Regions from separate parts of the Homo sapiens genome. Here region 2 is linked to region 1. A link is a loop called in an ENCODE intact Hi-C map of the cell type or tissue named here. Cell type or tissue: right lobe of liver. All regions are shown on one strand. Region 1 holds the start of LOC105370943 (a long non-coding RNA gene). Region 2 overlaps EXD1 (exonuclease 3'-5' domain containing 1).

Region 1 (2,500 bases):
GCCGCAGCCTCCCTAGCAGCTGGGATTACAGGTGCACATCACCACGCCTGGCTACTTTTTTTATTTTTAGTAGAGACGGGGTTTCACCATGTTGGCCAGGCTGGTCTCGAACTCCTGACCTCAAGTGATCCGCCTGCCTCAGCCTCCCAAAGTGCTAGGATTACAGGCATGAGCCACTGTGCCCAGCTAGAACCCCTCCGCCTTTTTTTTTTAAAGAATTTTATCTCTGGCAATACAGGTTGAACTTTGCTGCAGAATTCCCTAACCACTAAAACAAGAGGATCTCTTCATGGACTCTGTTAGCTGAGAGGGCTGGAAGCTGCCCATTTTTGATGACCCCTCAGACTCCCGTCTTCCTCCAGAAGCAGAAGTGGGAGCAGATGTGGGGGAGGGGTCCCATTGAGTAGAGGGCATCCTAATTCTGTTCTTCGCACTGTCCCAGGAGGTTTGGAGGGCTCCTGCTTCCTTCTCCCCATGTGGCCTAGGCTCCCCTTACACCTACCATAGTCATCTGAGGGCTCAGGGTCTTTGTCCCCTGACAGTGAGTATAAAGCTTTAGCCTACCTCTGAAGGGGTCACTTTCTTAGAGAAAACAGACTGGGGCCTCTGTCTTTGCACATAATGGGTGCCTAATACTTGTTAGTTAAACAAACACTGCCCTATTGCTCCCTGCTCCCAGAGGGCTTGGCTAAAGCAGCTTGGGACACCCCTGCCCCTTCTGTCTTCTCCTAAGCCAGCCCATCTGGTCCTAGGCTGCTTCCTCTTTCCTGGGAAAAGGCCCCAGGCTTCCCTGGCAGGGACAGAATAGGGTTCCGGTGAGTCAGGGCAACGGGAAGCCACAGCTCTTAGATCCCTGGAAGCCAAGCAAGACATGGAATGGAGAGCAGAGCGGAGGCCCTCAGGGCTTTGGCCCTAAGCCTGGAGGGCCAGAGGGGGGTGGGGTGGGGGAGCAGCTGCGTGGGCAGGGGCCAAGATGAATGAGCTACTCCTGGAGCGGTCACTGGAAATAGAAGGAGTGGCCACAGGCAGTGACGCTGGGACCAGGGCAGGAGGCCTGTAAACAAGGAAGCCACCTGGGGGAGACGCAGGGCGGCCACTGGTCCTGGGGAGCAGGTGCTTCCTGAGGCCCGCCCTGGAGAGGGCCCTGGGGGCCGCCCCGCCGAGTCTGCAGTGGGCACTAGGGGGCGCCGTCTACCGGCTTCCCGAGCCCACCGCTCCCTACCCTGGCTCCTGGGGGTGTGGCCGCCGGAGGGTGTGCCGGCCCAGAGTCCCAGGCCCTGCCTGCCCGGCCTCTCCCTCCCTTCTCCTGTCACCGCGGCCGACTGGCCAAGGGCACCAGCCCTGGAGAGGGCACAGGGCTCAGCGTGGCCAGCTCGGATGTGAGCTCATTCCCCCGAGACCACCAGTTCTAGTTCCTGCCCCTCCCCCAAAGGCTCGGGTCGCAGGCTGGTGCCTGGCACCCACCCCAAAGGTTGGGAGGGGGCTCGAGGCCATCAGGCTCCAGGCCGCACTTGGCGCTGCCCCCTGGCGCCAGGGAAACAAAGGTTAGGGGCCCAGAGGGAGTTATCTGGCCCCACCGCCACCGGGTGGGGGAAGGGGACCAAGAGGGGGCGCAGTTCCCCTCCACTCCCCCAGCCCTACTGATTCTTCGAGACACTTTCACAGGCGGAAATTCCCAGAGGTCAGAGGAGGGAAACGGTTAATTCCTTTTATTCAATGGGTCCCCCCTACACGCCTCCCCCCAACTTCCTCCCTCCACTTCCCGCCCCCCCCTGTGTGAACAGGAAGTGGAGAGGAAAAGGCTCTGAGCGGAGCAGCTGGGAGCAGGAGGCAGGGAGTGGGCGGCGGGCTTGGTGCCAGCCCTGCCCCTCATGCTTACTTGCCGGAGGGCCAGGCCAACCGCGGCCTGGGAAAGAACCTGCAGCCCCGCTGGCGAGTGGCAGTTGAACCGGGAAACAGCAAACTCCATGCCCTCTTTCCTTAACCTGCTCCCAGGTTACAGGCTGCTGTCCTCAGGGTGCCAGACATCTTCTGCTCAAGAGCCAGCTGCCCTGGCCACCACAGCCCCACCTCCACCACCAGGCTGGGCATCCCGAGGCTGGCAGGCATCTCTTCAGGCAGCCGCCAGTCCTGGCACTGGCTCCCCCACTCAGCCCCTTGGCCCTGCCAGCCCTTTGAAGCTCATGCAGCGCTTCCTGTTTGGGGCGGGCGATGCCAGGGCCCCTCCCCCACCATTGTTCTGGAGAGACCATAGGTCCATCTGTTGCCCCATGGTGGGGCCCCTAGGCAGTGCCACACGGGAGCAGCACCACAAAGGACGCTGCTGGCAGCTTTGCTTATGTGGGGTGAGGCTGGGCCCTGCAGCAGGTTGAGGGTGAATGGTGGTCAGAGGCAGGCCTGGGGCGGGCACTGGGATAGGAGGATGCTAGAAAGTTCTGGTGCTTGGGCAGCTGGAGCCCTCAGCTTTCTCCTCCACCTGGAGCATGGAGATGATATTCAG
Region 2 (2,500 bases), 280 kb after region 1:
AGTCTTTCTGATAGGATAAAAAGTGTCACTTGGAGACACTCTGGTTTCCTGAGGAAAGGAAGACATTGAAACAGCCTGTTTTGTGCATTTTAAATCTTCCTTGTTTTCCACCATCAATAACTGTTCTGTCTCCTCTTTCAAAGATAAACTTGCCTGAAACTCATGTTTGGGTGTCATAAAGTGTTCTTTCTGAGTTATTCTCTGGTCCTCTGACCCCTTTGACTTTGTGCAAATGAGTTTGTTACTGGAATCCTCACTGGTTTCCCCTTCCTCTGTGGGAGGTAGATGTTGAGGATTTGTAGCTTGTTTATTCAAAGATTCTTCTTTCAGTAAATTCACATCCCCGTGAAAGTCTTGAGATGTAAAACTTGGAGCTTTATCTATCCTAAAATTTTTACCAAATAAGAAGCCTTTGACTTTCTCCTCTTTCCCTGCTGTCTCTGTCACTAATTTCTTTGGCTGTAGCACTGTCCTTATCAGGAGTCCCTGTGCATTCACCCTATATTCTCTTGCAGCTTTCTCCCTGCGCTGCTTCTGGAAGTCCTTGAGTTGAAGCAGTTCCTCTGGCAGCTCCATACATGTAGGCTAAGAAGAGAAAGCGAACACAAGTTTATTATAACTAAACTTCTGAATATGGTACTTAAAATCACTTTTTTTTTTTTTTGAGATGGAGTCTCGCTCTGTCGCCCAGGCTGAAGTGCAGTGGCACGATCTCGGCTCACTGCAAGCTCTGCCTCCTGGGTTCAGGCCATTCTCCTGCCTCAGCCTCCCAAGTAGCTGGGACTACAGGCGCCTGCCACCACGCCCAGCTAATTTTTTTTCTATTGTTAGTAGAGACAGAGTTTCACTGCGTTAGCCAAGATGGTCTCGATCTCCTGACCTCGTGATCCACCTGCCTCGGCCTCCCAAAGTGCTGGGATTACAGTCGTGAGCCATAGTGCCCGGCCTGAAATCACTTCTGTTGTACCAAATGGTAATTGGTAAATGAGAGTCTATTCAAATGTGTTCATATAGCACCCTCTGGTGTCTTCAATTATAGTAGTATCATTTTTCTAGTAATTTCAATATTTTGAAAAGGCAGTGAATCCATAGGGCTGTGTGTCTCTGTGTGTATGCACGTATGTATAAAGACTATACAGGAAAAGTTAGTCTCCCTTCCAGCCTGGCCTCAGCTGCGTTAGCAGGTACATCTTCTTAGAGCAGTTTCTTGTGTTATCTCCCAAAGATAGTCTACTCATGTATGATCATATACATATTTTTTCATTGGATTACATTTTTATTTTCCTCCAAATTTTTATTTTGTTATCTCTTTCAGGTTTTGGGAAGTTTTTTGTTTTGTTTTGTTTTGATTTTTTTAGACAGGGTCTTGCTCTGTTGCCTTGGCTGGAGTGCAATGGTGTGATCATGGCTCACTGTAACCTATAACACCTGGCCTTTAGTGATCCTCCTGCCTCAGCCTCCTGGGTAGCTGGAAGCACAGGTGCATGCCACCATGCCTTGCTAATTTTTGTGGGGTTTTTTTTGAGACAGGGCCTTGCTCTGTCACCCAGGCTGAAGTACAGTGGTGTGATCATGGCTTACTGCAATCTCCACCTCCTGGGCTCAAGCAATCCTCCCACGTCAGCCTCCCCCACTCAGAGGAGCTGCAACTTCAGGTGTGTGCCACCACGCCTGGCTAATATTTAATTTTTTTGTAGAGACAGGGTTTCACTATGCTGGCCAGGCTGGTCTTGAATCCCTGGGCTCAAGTGATCCTCCCACCTCAGCCTCCCAAAGTGCTGGGATTATAAGCATGAGCCACCACACCCGGCATCCGATTATATTTTTTAGCTGCTTGTATGGATATCAAAAATCTAGTAATTTTTACATTTGTACCCAGGCACTTTATAAATTGTCTTTTTGTTTGTGGTAGTCTTTTTCAGTTGTTTCTCTTCAGTTTTTAGTTGTATAGCTGGCAAGTCATAATTCTGATTCCTTTTTTCAATTTCCATAGCTCATATTTTATTTTCTAATTTCACTGGCTAATAGCTTCAAAAATACTAAAATAGTGGTGATAGTCACAATTTTTGTACTGTTCCTGATATTAGTGTTCTCAAACAAATATGCAGTCTTCTCTCTTGAGATACTTTCCATATCCATGGGTTCTGCATCCATGGATTCAACCAACTGTAGATTGCAATAGTCAGGAAAAAGTGGCTCACGCCTGTAATCCCAGCACTTTGGGAGGCTGAGGTGGGTGGATCACTTGAGGTCAGGATTTCCAGACCAGTCTGACCAACATGGCCAAACCCCATCTCTACTAAAAATATAAAAATTAGCTGAGCACGGTAGCACATGCTTTTAATCCCAGCTACTCAGGAGGCTGAGGGAGGAGAATCACTTGAACTCAGGAGGTGGAGGTTGCAATGAGCCAAGATTGCACCACTGCACTCCAGCCTGGGTGATGAGCAAGACTCTGTCTCAAAAAAAAAAAAAAAAAAATCAGAAAAAAAAAGAATGG

Evidence for each region. Hi-C counts contacts between places; a loop is a spot of excess contacts. Peaks named below come from ENCODE experiments on the same cell type or tissue, not always from the same donor. Only the 100,000 strongest peaks of a DNase experiment are listed, where the experiment ranks them.
Region 2: it touches region 1 in a loop (5-fold over the local background); 96 of 110 quality-filtered maps call a loop at or near these places.

The regions. Positions count from the first base shown.
Region 1 is chr15:40,905,342-40,907,841 of GRCh38, forward strand. LOC105370943 (a long non-coding RNA gene) reads left to right here and starts at 1,468. Exons shown (of 2, transcript NR_135836.1): 1 at 1,468-1,544. RefSeq lists enhancers at 830-1,124, 2,314-2,443 and silencers at 830-1,124, 1,054-1,393, 2,044-2,103. In right lobe of liver, a CTCF peak has its summit at 1,173 (motif pointing right); DNase peaks (open chromatin) are centred at 1,140, 1,830 and 2,180; H3K4me3 peaks cover 1,465 bases; H3K27ac peaks cover 2,500 bases.
Region 2 is chr15:41,184,009-41,186,508 of GRCh38, forward strand. It overlaps EXD1 (exonuclease 3'-5' domain containing 1), which reads right to left. Exons shown (of 12, transcript NM_001286441.2): 12 at 1-585. Among named protein-coding and RNA genes, the nearest start is that of EXD1, 45 kb to the right of the region's middle. In right lobe of liver, a CTCF peak has its summit at 1,030 (motif pointing left); no DNase peak of the experiment used is centred here.